Regions from separate parts of the Homo sapiens genome. Here all the other regions are linked to region 5. Evidence: chromatin contacts called from ENCODE Hi-C or POLR2A ChIA-PET data. All regions are on one chromosome and are shown on one strand. Each heading gives the region's core, a stretch centred on a gene start or an enhancer-like site at or near the end of the contact. The rest is flanking DNA. Distances are from core to core; before and after follow the strand shown.

Region 1 (2,700 bases), core at 82-2,581, 650 kb after region 5:
TGTCACCTCCTCTTCCTCTTGCTTCCTCACTTCTAGCCACACTGGACTTCCTTGAAAAGACAGACCTGTCCCCTTGCAGGGCCTTTTGCCCTTGCTGTTCCCTTCGGTTCTCCCCAGATGGCCACAGGGTTCCTCCCACACCTCCTCTAGGTCTTCATTCAAATGCTACCTTTTTTTTTTTTTTTGAGACTGAGTCTGGCTTTGTCGCCAGGCTGGAGTGCAGTGGCGTGATCTGGGCTCACTGCAACTTCCGCCTCCCGGGTTCGAGCGATTCCCCTGCCTCAGCCTCCTGAGTAGCTGGGACTACAGTCGGACGCCACCAGGCTCAGCTAATTTTTGTATTTTTAGTGGAGACGGAGTTTCACAGTGTTGGCCAGGCTGGTCTCGATCTCCTGACCTCGTGATCCGCCCGCCTCGGCCTCCCAAAGTGTTGGGATTACAGGAGTGAGCCACCGCGCCCAGCCAAATGCCACCTTCTTATTGTGACCTGCTATGTAAAATCGCAAACCCTCACTGCCTGTGGTTATTCCCTACTTGTACTTTTCTTTTTAGCATTTACCAATGTCTGACAGTATTTAATTTCACTAATTTATCTCGTTTATTTTATGTCTCGTTTATATTCCTGCTATAACGTAAACTCCGGGAAGGATTTTTGTCTGTCTTGGTTGTCTGTCGTATCTCGTGTCTAGAACACAGAACTCACAGTAAGTAGGCACTTCAATCAATTACCTGTAGAATGAACGGACTGAATGTCACCTTGTTAGAGTACCCTCCTGACCACACTCTGCTAAGCAGTAATCTTTTATTTCTCTTTCCCAGTTTTATTTTTCCTCATTTACACTTAATCACCTTGTGACACCTATTTGTTTACTGTTTCCCCAGTAGAGTGAAAGTCACTTTAACAGCAGAGATTTAAATGTATTTTAATCCCTACAAAGGAGAAAAAGGGAGGAAATACGTGACAGGCTCTCAATAAGTATTTGCGAAGGATTTAATCTCTTGAACGAATGGATGAATGAATCTAGCAGCCAGCTCCACCAGCCTCCTTCGTGATAGGACTAACTGGGGTCTGTCTGCGGACGGGCGCCTCCTCCGCGGGCGGAGGGCCGCAGCGGGAACTGGGTTTCGGCAGCGCCCCTTTAAACCAGCCGCGGACGCCCGGCTGCTGGCGCTAGTTCCAGCCCGGCCGGGCCCGGCCTCGCCGGTTTCTCTCCAGTCGCCGCGCCGGCCAATTTCCGGGGCGGTGTCATCGCCCGTTTAAGAGCGGAGCGCTCCGCCCTGGGGGCGGAGCTGGGAGGGAGCTTTAAGGGGTGGACGGGCGGGAGGTCGGGGTCCTCCGGGGATTAGAGCCGGTGGGCTCGTTGTGGGCGCCATTTCTCGGCGTCTACCGAGGAGCCGCCCCTTTCTCAGCCTTGCTCGGCTCTTCCCCGCTCTGGTCGCCGGGGCTGCGCCGTCCCCAGCTCAGGTAAGCGCGAGGCCCGGCGGCGGCGCCGCAGTACAGTCCGCTGCGCTCCTAGCCGAGTGGACCCTTCCTCGCCCGCGCCTGCGGTAGCGGCCTTGTCCCCGGGGAGGCGGGCGGGGGCCGCACCCAGACCCTAGGGCGGCCGGCCCCTCTCTCGTCGGGCCGGCAGGGCATTAATCCCGCCGGAGGGAGGGGCGGCGGCGGCCAATGAGGCAGGGCCGCCGAGTTTCGGTCGATACCGCGCGACGGGCCGGGGCGGAGGGCCCGGGGCAGCCGGGTTAATGTTTGCCGAGCGGACGCGCTCCCCGAGCCGCGGGTACCCCTCGCTGGTCCGCTGGGCTGCCGTCCAGCGGGAGAGACAAAAGTCGCAAGGGAAGGGGAAAAACGAACTGAGTTTGTGTCACTGTCTTGGTGGACTTTTCGAGCTAACCTGTATTTGAGAAAAACTTCAGTCTCTTGGGAAAGGAGAGGCAGGTGTGTTCCCATGAAAGACGAGGTCTGAAGGTCCCGCCCCGCCCCCACCCGGGACGGTTGTCGTGCTAATGATGGGTTCTTTGGTGTGTAAATGTTAATTGTGTCTGTGGTTACTCGAATTCTACCTAAGAGCGAGACCCAACTCTTAAAACGTTTGGCAATATTTTAGACTAATATTAAAAGTTTTTAAAGAATTACGGGGAAAATTCCCATAACCGTGTACATTTGTAATGTAACCCACAACTGCATTAACTCAGTTTCTAACATAACCCGTTGCTGAGCTCTAGTTAACCTTGTTGGATTATTTGTGCATGTAATATGCTGTGCAGGCTTTAGAAAATAGGTTAACATTATTCGAAAACGATATGCGTAACTGCTGTTGAATTACTCGCTTGCATTTTCTTTATTGGGAATACTGGGACAAAATATAGTGTTACCTTAAATGGCATTTGCTGTATGTTATATTGCTTTATCAAAAAGCAATTAACCAACCATATTGTGGCCACCAGTCATGTAAGAGTATACATATTTCATGACTAACTTTTGGGTTTTGGGTACTTTTTTTAACCAACTTCTGATAGGATTGCTTAAATTTGCATTTTATGATTCTAAAGGAAATCCTTCTAGTTAGGAACTAGAGTAGAAACTACTGTTTTTTGGAAGCCACATAAACCTACCATCCAAAAATTCCACTGTGTCATTCTAGTGTGTCAGGCGAGATGCGGGTTAAGCCAGCTGTTGGGCCAAAGTAGTGAACAAGCCAG
Region 2 (2,700 bases), core at 39-2,538, 890 kb after region 5:
TTCCAGACTCCAAACCTGTGCACTTAACTGTTACTCCGTAAGAAAAGGTTTGGGTCTGATTCCTCTTCTAGGTTATAAATACTAGGGAGCTTCCTCTTTGAGAAGCCTCCTACCCCATCTCCTTACTGTACCTAGCAAAGTGTCTGTCATACGATTAGCACTCAATAAAAGTTTTAAATGTGAATGAGAATGGTAAAAACAGAATACTTAGTAGGCTAACACTAGGATATTCTTCTGATTGCACTTTTTTGTTAAGTTGGTCACTTAAGACTAAGGTAAAGCTTCTGTGCTTTTTGATATAGATGCTGATGGAGGGACTGGATCTGGTAGATACATAGCAATCTAATCATGGCCCAAAGCCTCCAATATAGTATACACATGCATCCTAACTTACAATGATCAACAATGAAAGAATTAATTACACTGTGCTAGCAGCCATGGATATCACATTGCATAAGAGATAGTTCCCTCCCTTAGAGATAAGAGGCAGACGTTTAAACTGTCAGTTGCGATGGCTTGTGACTCTCATGAGGTCTGCGTAGGGGTCAGCACGGTCACAAAACCTGTGGAGGAGGAGGTGGTTAGGAAGGAAAATCCACCGAGATGAAGCTGTACTGGATACAAAATCACACGTTCCTGGGCTTTGGCAGGGAGCTTGCCCACTGCACTTCCTGCCTCGAGGCTATGGCTGGGGTGGGATTCTGGCCCTTGTAGGCGGCCTGGGTCCAGTCTCCGCCATGCACTCACTAACTCCATTACTGCTAATGGGATGTCATCAGCGAAGCGAGTGGTGGCGGCAGGTGGAGTCCCGCCCCAAGACCCCCGGGCGGCATCCCCATCGCCGCGCTCCAGCACTCTTCGCCACCTCGTAATTTTCTTCTGTTTCTGTATGATCAGGTCTGTCCTTCGCTTTTGCTTTCCATTACTTCGTCCTAGCCCTGGCCTGAATCCCACAACTGGCGCCCCACCTTGTGCACCCGCACCCGCCCTCAATACCGGCGGGCAGCTCCTCCACTGCCGCAGGGTTACCAGCTGCGTGTCCGAGGGGCAGAGAGAGAAACAGAGGGGGACGGGGCAGGCGCGCTGGGCCCGCCCCCCCGTGCCTGGGGCAGCTTCTCATTGGTGAAACCTCCTCCCCGGCCGCCCGCTGCTTGGAAAATCAGCCTCGGATTGGCTGACAGCCCCCCGACGGGCGTGGCTTCCGAGGAGAGGGCAAGAACGGAAGCGAGGGCGCGCTCTCGAGAGGAGGGGTTGCCTAGGCGACGCCGGAGGCGCGCTCGGGGGGTGGGAAAGCGAGCCCGGCAGCTCAATGACAAATCGGTGGAGGACGGCTGGGGTCCGGCCCCGGGAGGGGGCGGGGCGCGTTTAAGAGCTGCGGGCCGGGTGCGGACGGCGGAGGCGGCGGGACTGGTCCCTGGTAAGGGCGCGGCGCCCGCGGGCCCCGGGCGGGGTGGGGCGCGGGCTGGGGAGTGGGGTACGCCGCACGCCCGCAGCCTCTTGCTCCCTCCGTGCCGGGCTGTGGCCGGGCGGCGGCAGGACATGTCGCGCCCCGAGGCCGGCGGAGGGCGACGCCCCGGCAGCGGCCCCGCTCCGCTCCGGGAGGACTCCCTGGGGGAGTCTCGGCTTCCTGGGCTGCCTGGGGCTGAGGAAGTGGGGGCGGCCTCCGCCTCTCCCTTGTAGCCGCGGTTCCTTCCCTATCCCGCAGATGGCTCTGCTTCCACTTCCTGCCGCGGGCCTCCCGCTCGGGACCGTCCACTTCCTCAGTCCTCCGGCCGCGGCTTGGGCAGGGTCAGGGCTGGGAAGTGTTGCAAAAACTTAACTGCCCTCGGAACTTGCACGCGCCGTGAACTGGGCGGTGTTCCTAAAGGGCTTCGGTTTGCTGGTTTTGTTTTGGTCCTGTCTTGCAAATGAGCATAAAGTTGTTTCTCCCCCAGCCTCCTCCCCTTTCCTTTCTGATAGGGGCCAGCGGCGAAGGGGCTTCTAAGGGGAAGCGCCTGGACTGGGCATCGCCGTCCCGGTTCTTGCCGCCTGTGGGAGTGTGAGGTTAACCGTGCTCGGTGCAGGGTTGCGGGGCGCGGAGCTTGCTGCGTCCACACTGCTTGTGTGAGCAGTGTCCTCTCTGTGCTCATTTCCAACGAGAAACGTTGGAACTTTGGTGTTCTTATCAGGTGAGTCTTCGGGAGAGAAGTGCTTGTGCCTGGCGGACTGAATGAATTGGCCGTGGAAGAGACTTGGCTGATTGCTCATCTGGGTTACCTGTGACTCATCTTCAGCCCTTGTAGAACAGTGCACTTTCTGCTCTGTCCTGGTTTCCTAACCTCATTTCTTCTGAAGTTTTGGGGATGGATGGTGGGCATGGAGTATCAGAGGGGATAGTGAATCTTTTAGAGGTGTCAATGACTGATGTTCCAAGCAGAGCCATAAGATTGTTGGATGTCAAAGCTCAGAACCGGTCAAGGCTCAGAATGCTCCTTAAACCTGGAGCAATAGAAGCACAGTATCGAAGTTCCCAGAAATGGGCCGACCATGAAAGGTAGCACTGCATATTGGGAAAAACAGGAGGGGTGAGTTTGAAGACCTGGGTTTGATGCAGGTTCTGAGAGTTTACCGGTGTTGTGATGTGGAGCACGATCTTTCCCCCTCTGAGCTCCAGAGTCAGCAACTGTAGAAGGGTGATGATAGTTATCCTAATTGTTAGGA
Region 3 (2,700 bases), core at 13-2,512, 860 kb after region 5:
TGACAGAAGTCTCTGCGAATGCCAAACCACCAATGATTGCCCCCCTTTCGCCTAAATGTTGTGGCCATTAAAGTTAGTAAGGAAAGCCAAAGGGGGACAAATATGGAGACGTAGGAGAATGTATTGTGGCCATCCAATCTGTGAACCAGCAGGACCTCAAAAGTGAGCAGAGGCACGACAATCGTTATCCAACTGATAGCCATGGTCACGTGTGTTCTCCGCTGCTCGGCAACCACATCCAGGGACCGCAGGAACAGGAGGGACCAGACGATGTAATAGAGGACGACCAGGCAAAGGAACGACATGAGGATCCACAGGGGCACAAACACCACCAGCCACGGCCAGTGAATAATCCTGTCCAGCTTTAGGGCGATGAAGATGAACTGCAGGATGTTGACCGAGCACAGGATCTCCAGCTCCAGCGACCTATCGTGTCGAAAGCCCCAGACGCAGGCAGCCACGGACACGGGGGACACGAAGAAGAGAGGCATGAAGACCAGCAGCCAGAAGTGGGTGCCCCTCTCCACCCTGTCGCAGACCAGGACTTCGAACATGAGCAGCAGCAGGTGGATGCCCACAGCGATCAGCATGGCTTTGAACTCCACACAGGCCTCTCCCTCGGTGCGGTAGCGAGGGTTGCGGGCCCAAACGCCCGCGCCCACGGAGGCGCCTGCGACGACTAGAAGCTTCCACAGCCATATGGGGGCAAAGACGGCCCAGTAGCTCCATTGGATGATGCCGTCCAGGCGGAGGGGCAGCAGCACCGAGAAGAGCAGCAGGCAGGTGTAGATGAGAAACTTACTGGGGTTGAAGTCCTGGAACAGGCCCCTGGGGTTCATGGCGGAGGCCGCCGCTTGCCTGCCCGGGCCTGCTCCCTCGCGACGCTCGGCGCTCGCGTCTCCGCGGCTTCTCCGGCCGCCGCCTCCCGGGCCCCGCCCAAGCCGGCTCCGCGTGGACGAATGCCGGGACGACCAGGAGGAGGTTCGGAGCGGCGAAGCGGAGAGGCCGGAACACGTGCACGCGCGGTCACGTGGCCCGGCCGGAAGCGCGCTGGGGTGTGGCGCGCGCGGGCACGGGCGGCGCGGCGGTTACAAACTGGGCGCTGCCTCGGTCCCGCCGCCGCCCGCGTTCACTCCGTACCCATCAAGAAGGCACCTAATGCGTGTGGGGCCCGAAGGGGCCTGGCGCGCTGCTGACTCCCCAAGCGGCCCGCGACCTTGGGCGGACGCTTCCAGGCGACTCCGGGAACATGGAGGCGGGAGTGAGCTCACATCCTCCCTGCCGGCCGGGGCGGGCCCTGCGGGGGCGGGGCCGGGTGGAGAGGGCGGGGCCTGGGCGTTGGCACCCTACCCATCTCTGCCGGGATCCTCGCCTCCCCGCGCTCGCCGCGGCTTCCCGGGAACCCGCCCGGGGCTAGAGCGCCCGCGGTGAGGCTCCAGCACCCCGCGCGCGCGAGCAGAGGCGGTGGCCGGGCTAGTGCGGGAGTTTGCGAGCGAGGGAGCGGGTGCCGGTAACTGAACGGATGCAAGGCGATGTGCATGAGCGCAGACCTGTGGGGGCCGGCGGCGGGTGTATCCCTGGCTCAAAGGAAAAGGCCCGCGCGTAGACTCAGGGCACGAGGTGGGGGGGCCTTACCTGGGATGAAGACTCGCGGGGCAGAACTCCGCCTGGTGGAGCAACGGACGTTTCTCAGGCTGCCTGCGAAGTGGCTGTGCAGAGATCCCAGGCGGCAGCGGCGCTCTTGTACCTGTCCCTCTCACTCCAGAGTGGAAGGTGCTGGTGAGGGTGTTAGACCCCACTCGGGAGGAAACTGGATCCAGACCAGGGTTGGGGGTTGCTTTCTGCCCCAGGTCACCCGGCAGGTTAACAGAGAATCGCGTCGCAGATACAGGGCTCCTACCTTCAAGTGTCTAGTCCTCATTTTGACTTATTTGGCCCTGTCTCTGTGTTATTCTCGCAAAACCATGTTTTCCTTTTCCTTTGGAAAAGGGTACTGGACCAGAGGTCAAGAGATTTGGGTTCTTGTCCAGGCCGTGCCACCCATCAGCTGAGAAACCTAGGCAAATTCACCTCTTTCTCTCTGGGCCTCAGTTTCCTGGTCTATGAAGTTGGGGGACAGACCTGGGTGGTGTCTAAGGGCAAGGCTGCAGCGGGTCTGTGATTTGGAGCACCCCTTTCGCCCTCTGGCCATCTGGGCAGACCCTGGAGGATTTCTGTCTTCCCCGCTGTCCCACTGCTCAGCAGAGCCCTGGCTGCCCTCACCAGTCTCTCCTAGTCCTCTTTTCCTGAAGTGGCTGTGGGATGTTGTCACGCAGGTCCTGGGCTCTGAAGTGGGACAGGCCATCAGAGGAACGCATGGCCTGTCAGGGCCTCCGCGGAGTGGCCCTCCCGCACCCTCACAGCACTGCCCCAGGCGGGCATGAGCAGGGTGTCCAGGTGTCGGGCGGACAGTCCCAGCCCCCGAGGCGCTCTCCACAACTTCACTTCAGCCACAGGCAATCTGTGGCCCTGGGGAAGGGAGTCCAGCTGAGTGAGCTTCACCAGTCCTCAGGCTCAGCCCTTAAGGCTGACTTCATAGATGTGTCTTCAGGGCCTCTTGTTTCTGGAGAGCCTTATCTCCCTCCATTCCTCCCCTAAACAGAGTTGCTCCAATCTGTCTGTTTTACACATTGGTCTTTTTTGTACTCTTTTCTCCCAAGA
Region 4 (2,700 bases), core at 149-2,648, 810 kb after region 5:
GTGGGGCTCTTGCCAGTTCTTAATTATAGGACATATTTTCTCAAAGCTGAAGGTGACACCTAGAACCAGGGGCTTGACCCAGGACATGATGGAATGAGCATCAAATTTTCAGTGTCTTGGCAACCGTAGATGTCCTACAGGGTTACCGTTGTGCTGCTCACCACAGAGCAGCTGAGGCATTATGCCTTGGAAGACCTAAATCTCCCATCCAGTTCAGGAGGTGACAACATCCTTATTTTAAACTTCCTAAAATTAGGAATTAGGTAGTTGGACATAGTCTGTGACCTTTATGTCGTTGGATACCTGTATTCTTGACAGTTAGAATATTGGTAGGGACTTTGTTAAAATTCACTTGAATTTCAAGCTCAGAGGAAACTTTGTCTCATGCCCTGACATGAAGTGGCAAACACGGAAGTTCATACTTGAATGCTGAATTGGCCCCGACAGATTAAATGCGTGTTGGGGATTGGTTTCCTGTCATAGCTGCTGCTGCTGCCATGCGCAGAGCTGCTGTAACAGCTCTTCCTGTTCTGCTCCCCTGAGAACAGTGTGGTGGGGAGAGGCAGGGCTGAGGTGGTCTACGAATGTGGCAGGTAGGGAAGGGGAGATGTCTGTCTCTTGAGAAGAGAGAGGCATGTGTGCCGGCATCCTTGATGGGTTCAAAGAGAAAGGTTGGAGATGATAGTGGGTGAGAAGCAGGCTGGTGAGACTGGGCTGAGGTTGGAGAAGGGGCAGCCGGGGGCACTGCTGAGGGTTTGCCGTGCACGCCTCGGACGGAGCACGGTGGGGTGGCGGGGAGCAGATAGTGCTGCCTCCCTGCGGGCAGACAGGAGAGGAACCTCAACTCAGTCCATTTCATAGCCCTGATAGGGGAAGTGGGAGTTGACAGGATGGTTTAAAATAAGACGTGAAGGTTTCAGTTACCTGCTCTAGACTTTGCCTGAGAACTTGTAAATTAATCAGTGAGACCTAATTTGTGACATGTCAGTAGCATCATCTTTTGACACACAGGAGGTCATGGTCATTTCATTCCTACTCTTCAGGAGACACTGCTGAACAGAGGAATGATTCTGTTCCTTGTGTGCTTACTTCCTTAACATTTATACATTGTTTTAAGAAAAAACTTTTAAAAATATTTCTTATAGTCTCCTAACATTTGTCTCTAGCCTTTGCCTTTGTACAATCACAGATATCCTATGGAGATTTAAGGATGAAAGCCCTGAGTTGTTCTTGGGTTCTTGGATCTGGACTACTTGTTATCTTATGCTTCTCACTTCTGGCTAAAACTTGCACCTCTTCTTCTCTTAGCTAAGCCCCAAAATGAAGATTTCCTTCAGAAGTCTTGTTAGCAGAATTATTTATCAGTCACAGAGAGAAAAATCTGCTATTTTTCTAAGTAAGAGTCTCGAGAAGCAGAGTTTTTGTCTTGTCATTGAGAGGAGTCAGCAGTCTTGTTCTGTAAAGGACCAGAGATGGTAAATACTGTCCCACTCAGCTCTGCTGGCGCAGTACAGCAGCAGCAGCCCCAGCACAGCTGTGTTCCTGCGGAGTCCCCTTTACAAAGCCGCTGACCCCTGATGTGAAACTTTGTAGAGCAGCAGAGTGGCTGCGTGAAACGGGAGGCTGGCAGGTCCTCAGATAGGTTCTGCAGTGTTACCTGTCACTTGGAGGCAGCCAACACTTCTGGACATTGCATCCTTATTCACACATGTGGCAGCTGAACGAGGTGCTGTTGTGGGTGTCTCAGCTCTGAGGGTCTTTGTGAGCTCCCACTGTTGTGGGTGTCTCAGCTCTGAGGGTCTTTGTGAGCTCCCACTGTTGTGGGTGTCTCAGCTCTGAGGGTCTTTGTGAGTTCCCACCAACTTTTAATTATTCATGCCCTTGACCATGTGGTTGCTTGGAGACCTGGGGTCTTCTGCAGACTGAAGAAGACACATTTCTAGATTATTTGTCCTTTTTATCCTCTCAAAAATTTAAACACTGTACCTCTTCAGTGGTCAGAAGAAAGTTGGAAACTTTTCCTACATATTAGGCGTTAGTATGAGGACATTTGTTTGAATTATAGAAATTTGCCCTGAGCTGAACTGGGTTGTGTTAACACATTGGTAGAGCTATGATTCCTTCCCAGTTCTAAGAGATACGATCTGTAAGTCCCTATGTCACCACATTGCTTGAGATGATCATTCAGTTACTTGTCAGGATTTCTCCTCTTCAGAGAGATTTTTTTTTATAGCACAGATTCCTTTGCCCCTTTTATCTCCTTATCTGGATATGATAAGTGGTTATGAGGGTCTCACTAACTATTTTGTGTTTACCTTTTATATGTGTAAAACTTTGCAGTAGCATTTAAAGTGTAATTTATTTTTCTATCAAGTGCACTATTCATTTAGTGTGTTCCAGTTTTATATGACTTGTATTAGAAACACTGCACTGAGTTGTTTGTACACTGAAATGAGAACTCTAGATGTAACTCTATTCAAATAAACCTTCGTGAGACATTCATGTTTTTGTGCACTGTTTCTGTTTCTTGGAACTGTGATTCCTACATGCTGACCTCAACAGAGTTAGACCAGATCCACTGTTGGTACAAACCTGAGGAAGTGAGCAGAAGCAGCCGCACTGTTTTTAGGTTGATTTCCATGTTTTTGTGGTGTAAATTTGGGAGTAGGGGCATTTTCAAAGGTTGAAAACCTCATTGGT
Region 5 (2,700 bases), core at 116-2,615:
TATTGCATCTTCATTTCTTCCCAAACATTCCATAAAACGTGACCTACATTAAGTTAGCAAGTTAAGTCTGAAAGCGTCTACCTTCCCTGGGGAGGGGGAAGGTGTAGGCAGGGCAGAGATTTGTAGTCCAGCCCTCTTGCCACAAATTATGAATTAGAGAGGAATGACTTTGCTTTTTTAATGATCTCCAGAGAATTTTCCATCATTTCCCTCTCTTCACCCAGCTCCTTTGCAACCACTGCCAGAGAAGTCTTCCTTTAGCTTCTTAAACATCGATCCTAAAACACTTCCAGACACCTGTGCTGCTCCTTTCAGTTCCCATGGAGATTAGGCTGTGTAACAATCTCGCAAAGACGTTCCCCTCCGTCTCCTCATCCTCTTTTCAAACCCTTTTACGATTTCCCATCTCACTCAGCATGACAGTCAAAGTCCCTGTGATGGCCAACTTCTGCATCACCTAGCCAGTCTGCCACCGCCAAAACTCTCCAGCCTCATCTTTCTACTCTTCCCCTGGTTCCTTGCCCACGCCTTTACACTTGTTCTCTGCTTGGAATCTTCCCTCCCCTCCTTGAGGAACTTTCTCAAATGTCACCTTCCCTCAATACTCCCCCTCCTCCATTTAAAACTATAAACTTCCAACTCTCTAAGCCCCTAAAGTACTCTATATTTAACTTATTGTATAAACTACTGTCCCTACTTGTAAGTTCCAAGATTGCAGGGATTCACCCGCTTTGTTCACTGCTGTCTGCCAAGGTCTAGAACAGTGCAAGTTACCCAACAGGAGTTCAATAAACAGCCATTCATTTAACAAATATTTGCTGAGCACTTCGTCCCGTCCAAGTTTGTTAAATCAAGACAAATAAGACACCGTCCCTGCCTTTAACGCACCAGATGGAGAAATGCACCACAGACATAAATGTGCAATACAGGCCTGACACTACGGCCACAAGCAAGTCAAAGAACGTGCCAAAAGTTCAGAGGAAGAAGCCTCGGCTTCGCCTTTCGGGAGACCAGTCCAGCTTTCCACCATCACGCTGCTCATCAGGGACCATCTCCGGGGGTCTCCTCTAGACCCCAAGGGAGGAGCGGGTCCCGCCCGCCATTCCCAGGTCTCAGAGTTTACTTGTCCAGAGATGCAACTTCCGGCCTCTTCAGGCCGGGCAAGATTTAAGGAAAGAAAAGAAACATAAGGACCTCCGTTCTTCGGTCTCCGTCCCCTCCCCTTCCCCCGCGTGCCGTCCCCACAACGGGCCAGGACTGAACCCAACTCTCGACCAACTCCCGGCAGCAAAACTAAGCACCCTACTTCCGTTGTCCCCACCTGTTCCCGGCGTCCCCTTCGGCTACTCCCGGCGTTTGCGCAAGCGGTCCCACGTGGGCTCGGGCGGGGCTAGCGCCGCGGCGGGGGCTGGGCACGCCCCTAGCGCATAGCTGGCTTCTGATTGGCTTTCCGGTGCTCGCCCGAGCAGGGTTGGGGCGAGTGGACCGCGCCTCTAAAGGCGCTTGCCAGTGCAATCTGGGCGATCGCTTCCTGGTCCTCGCCTCCTCCGCTGTCTCCCTGGAGTTCTTGCAAGTCGGCCAGGATGTCTCAGGTACAGCGCGTGCACAGCCAGGCTGCGAAGGTGCAGCGGGCGGGAGGCCCGTTGGGGGCTCAGCCGGCTGCCAGAAGCTCTCGGGCTCTTTCCTTCCGTGCCCCTCACTTGCTCATGGGCCCATGCCTAGCCCTGATTCGTTGGACAGAGCCTTGTGAGCGGGATTTTCCGTTTGGGGATTTCTAAATCTGCTGCCCACCCCGCAACTGCCGGAAAGTTGCCCATGGGGTGGACTTCGCTGTGTAGCGGGAGAGGGGTGGGAGTCGAGGGTGCTTGATGGAGAGATGGGGGAAGGGGTTGCACGGATTGGAGGAGCGAGGAGACTCAGTCCCCATCCCGAAGCACAGGGCAGGACGTCGCGGCGGAGTGGGGAAGCGAGGAGTCCGTGGCCGAGAGCTTGGAGGTCAGGGGAAGTACGGGGCCGGCTGCTCAGAGTGCGGGACGAGGAGAATCGCGGCCCGGGGAGAGGTGACCCAGGGGCCCCTCCCTTCTCTCCAGTGTAGACCCTTGTCTGAGACCGAGCTATGTGGGGCGACCTCTGGCTCCTCCCGCCTGCCTCTGCCAATCCGGGCACTGGGACAGAGGTCGGTGTTGAACGCGCGGGCCCCAGGGGGAGGGAGGGGACCAACGGGCTCCGGCGCTGACACCGCGGCACTCATGCCCTGTCCCCTTTCAGCTGTTTCCAGCATACTGTGCCCCGTCTGTCCTCAGGCCAGGGCTTCGCTGCAGCCCCGGCCACTCCCTAGTGCCTGGCCCGGTGGTGGCCAGGCAGTTGGCCGCGCTGCTTCTCCCGCAGAGGGGACCCCCACTGGGGGCGAAGGCTTGGCCTGCCCTCTTCACTGCTGTATTTCCAGACCTGATGCCTGCGTTTGTGAGAGCTCTGGATATATGGTTTTCGATTGAATGAGTGAACTGGAGGGGCTTCCCCTTCTTGTGTTGCTGAATCTTTCTAGCTGCCCTGTTGGGGCAGGGAGGGGCAGACACACTTCAGGGGCTGCATTGCCCGAAGGGTGCCACCTTTCCCACCTCTCCATCCCCGTAACTGGGCTGTCATCAGGCCACAGTAGGATTCTTACCCTCTCCCACCCAGAGGAGGCCCTCAATCCTC

Evidence for each region. A loop is a pair of places that touch in the nucleus more often than their neighbours do. ChIA-PET counts read pairs that join two places held with the same protein, here RNA polymerase II (POLR2A). Pooled maps may share reads with other maps.
Region 1: a loop to region 5 is called in a map of ascending aorta, with 10 times the contacts of the local background. The contact joins the promoter of EPB41L5 here to the promoter of C2orf76 in region 5. A Hi-C loop is called at or near these places in 4 of 168 maps with a recorded cell type or tissue (CD8-positive, alpha-beta T cell, ascending aorta, naive thymus-derived CD4-positive, alpha-beta T cell and 1 more), 4 of 37 single-sample maps with no recorded cell type and 23 of 50 pooled maps. POLR2A ChIA-PET finds 5 or more read pairs at or near these places in 1 of 52 experiments (activated B cell).
Region 2: a map of B cell shows a loop between it and region 5 (15-fold over the local background). The contact joins the promoter of RALB here to the promoter of C2orf76 in region 5. A Hi-C loop is called at or near these places in 5 of 168 maps with a recorded cell type or tissue (B cell, CD4-positive, alpha-beta T cell, CD8-positive, alpha-beta T cell and 2 more), 1 of 37 single-sample maps with no recorded cell type and 21 of 50 pooled maps. POLR2A ChIA-PET finds 5 or more read pairs at or near these places in 2 of 52 experiments (activated B cell and naive thymus-derived CD8-positive, alpha-beta T cell).
Region 3: a loop to region 5 is called in a map of B cell, with 9 times the contacts of the local background. The contact joins the promoter of TMEM185B here to the promoter of C2orf76 in region 5. A Hi-C loop is called at or near these places in 6 of 168 maps with a recorded cell type or tissue (B cell, CD4-positive, alpha-beta T cell, CD8-positive, alpha-beta T cell and 2 more), 8 of 37 single-sample maps with no recorded cell type and 20 of 50 pooled maps. POLR2A ChIA-PET finds 5 or more read pairs at or near these places in 3 of 52 experiments (OCI-LY7, activated CD4-positive, alpha-beta T cell and activated naive CD4-positive, alpha-beta T cell).
Region 4: a map of OCI-LY7 shows a loop between it and region 5 (6-fold over the local background). The contact joins the enhancer-like site here to the promoter of C2orf76 in region 5. A Hi-C loop is called at or near these places in 6 of 168 maps with a recorded cell type or tissue (CD4-positive, alpha-beta T cell, CD4-positive, alpha-beta memory T cell, CD8-positive, alpha-beta T cell and 2 more), 3 of 37 single-sample maps with no recorded cell type and 16 of 50 pooled maps. POLR2A ChIA-PET finds 5 or more read pairs at or near these places in 2 of 52 experiments (activated CD4-positive, alpha-beta memory T cell and activated naive CD8-positive, alpha-beta T cell).

What each region holds. Positions count from the first base shown.
Region 1 is chr2:120,011,746-120,014,445 of GRCh38, forward strand. EPB41L5 (erythrocyte membrane protein band 4.1 like 5) reads left to right here and starts at 1,332. Exons shown (of 25, transcript NM_020909.4): 1 at 1,332-1,465. It overlaps LOC107985817 (a long non-coding RNA gene), which reads left to right. Exons shown (of 4, transcript XR_001739205.2): 4 at 648-959. RefSeq lists a silencer at 1,508-1,677.
Region 2 is chr2:120,251,564-120,254,263 of GRCh38, forward strand. RALB (RAS like proto-oncogene B) reads left to right here and starts at 1,289. Exons shown (of 5, transcript NM_002881.3): 1 at 1,289-1,417. RefSeq lists a silencer at 982-1,571 and an enhancer at 2,072-2,341.
Region 3 is chr2:120,222,138-120,224,837 of GRCh38, forward strand. It overlaps TMEM185B (transmembrane protein 185B), which reads right to left and starts at 1,263. Exons shown (of 1, transcript NM_024121.3): 1 at 1-1,263. The coding sequence starts at 839. RefSeq lists silencers at 862-1,061, 1,212-1,581, 1,301-1,461 and an enhancer at 1,556-2,219.
Region 4 is chr2:120,176,618-120,179,317 of GRCh38, forward strand. It overlaps EPB41L5 (erythrocyte membrane protein band 4.1 like 5), which reads left to right. Exons shown (of 25, transcript NM_020909.4): 25 at 1-2,502. Among named protein-coding and RNA genes, the nearest start is that of TMEM185B, 45 kb to the right of the region's middle. RefSeq lists an enhancer at 517-616. Within about 2 kb of position 1,399, at least 2 of the 41 ENCODE cell types and tissues checked have a DNase peak (open chromatin) inside an H3K27ac peak, as active enhancers do; they include OCI-LY7, where a contact is called at or near this core.
Region 5 is chr2:119,365,469-119,368,168 of GRCh38, forward strand. C2orf76 (chromosome 2 open reading frame 76) reads right to left here and starts at 1,366. Exons shown (of 6, transcript NM_001322331.2): 1 at 1,322-1,366. DBI (diazepam binding inhibitor, acyl-CoA binding protein) reads left to right here and starts at 1,509. Exons shown (of 4, transcript NM_001079862.4): 1 at 1,509-1,592. The coding sequence starts at 1,584. RefSeq lists enhancers at 940-1,199, 1,570-1,899, 2,430-2,629 and a silencer at 1,320-1,469.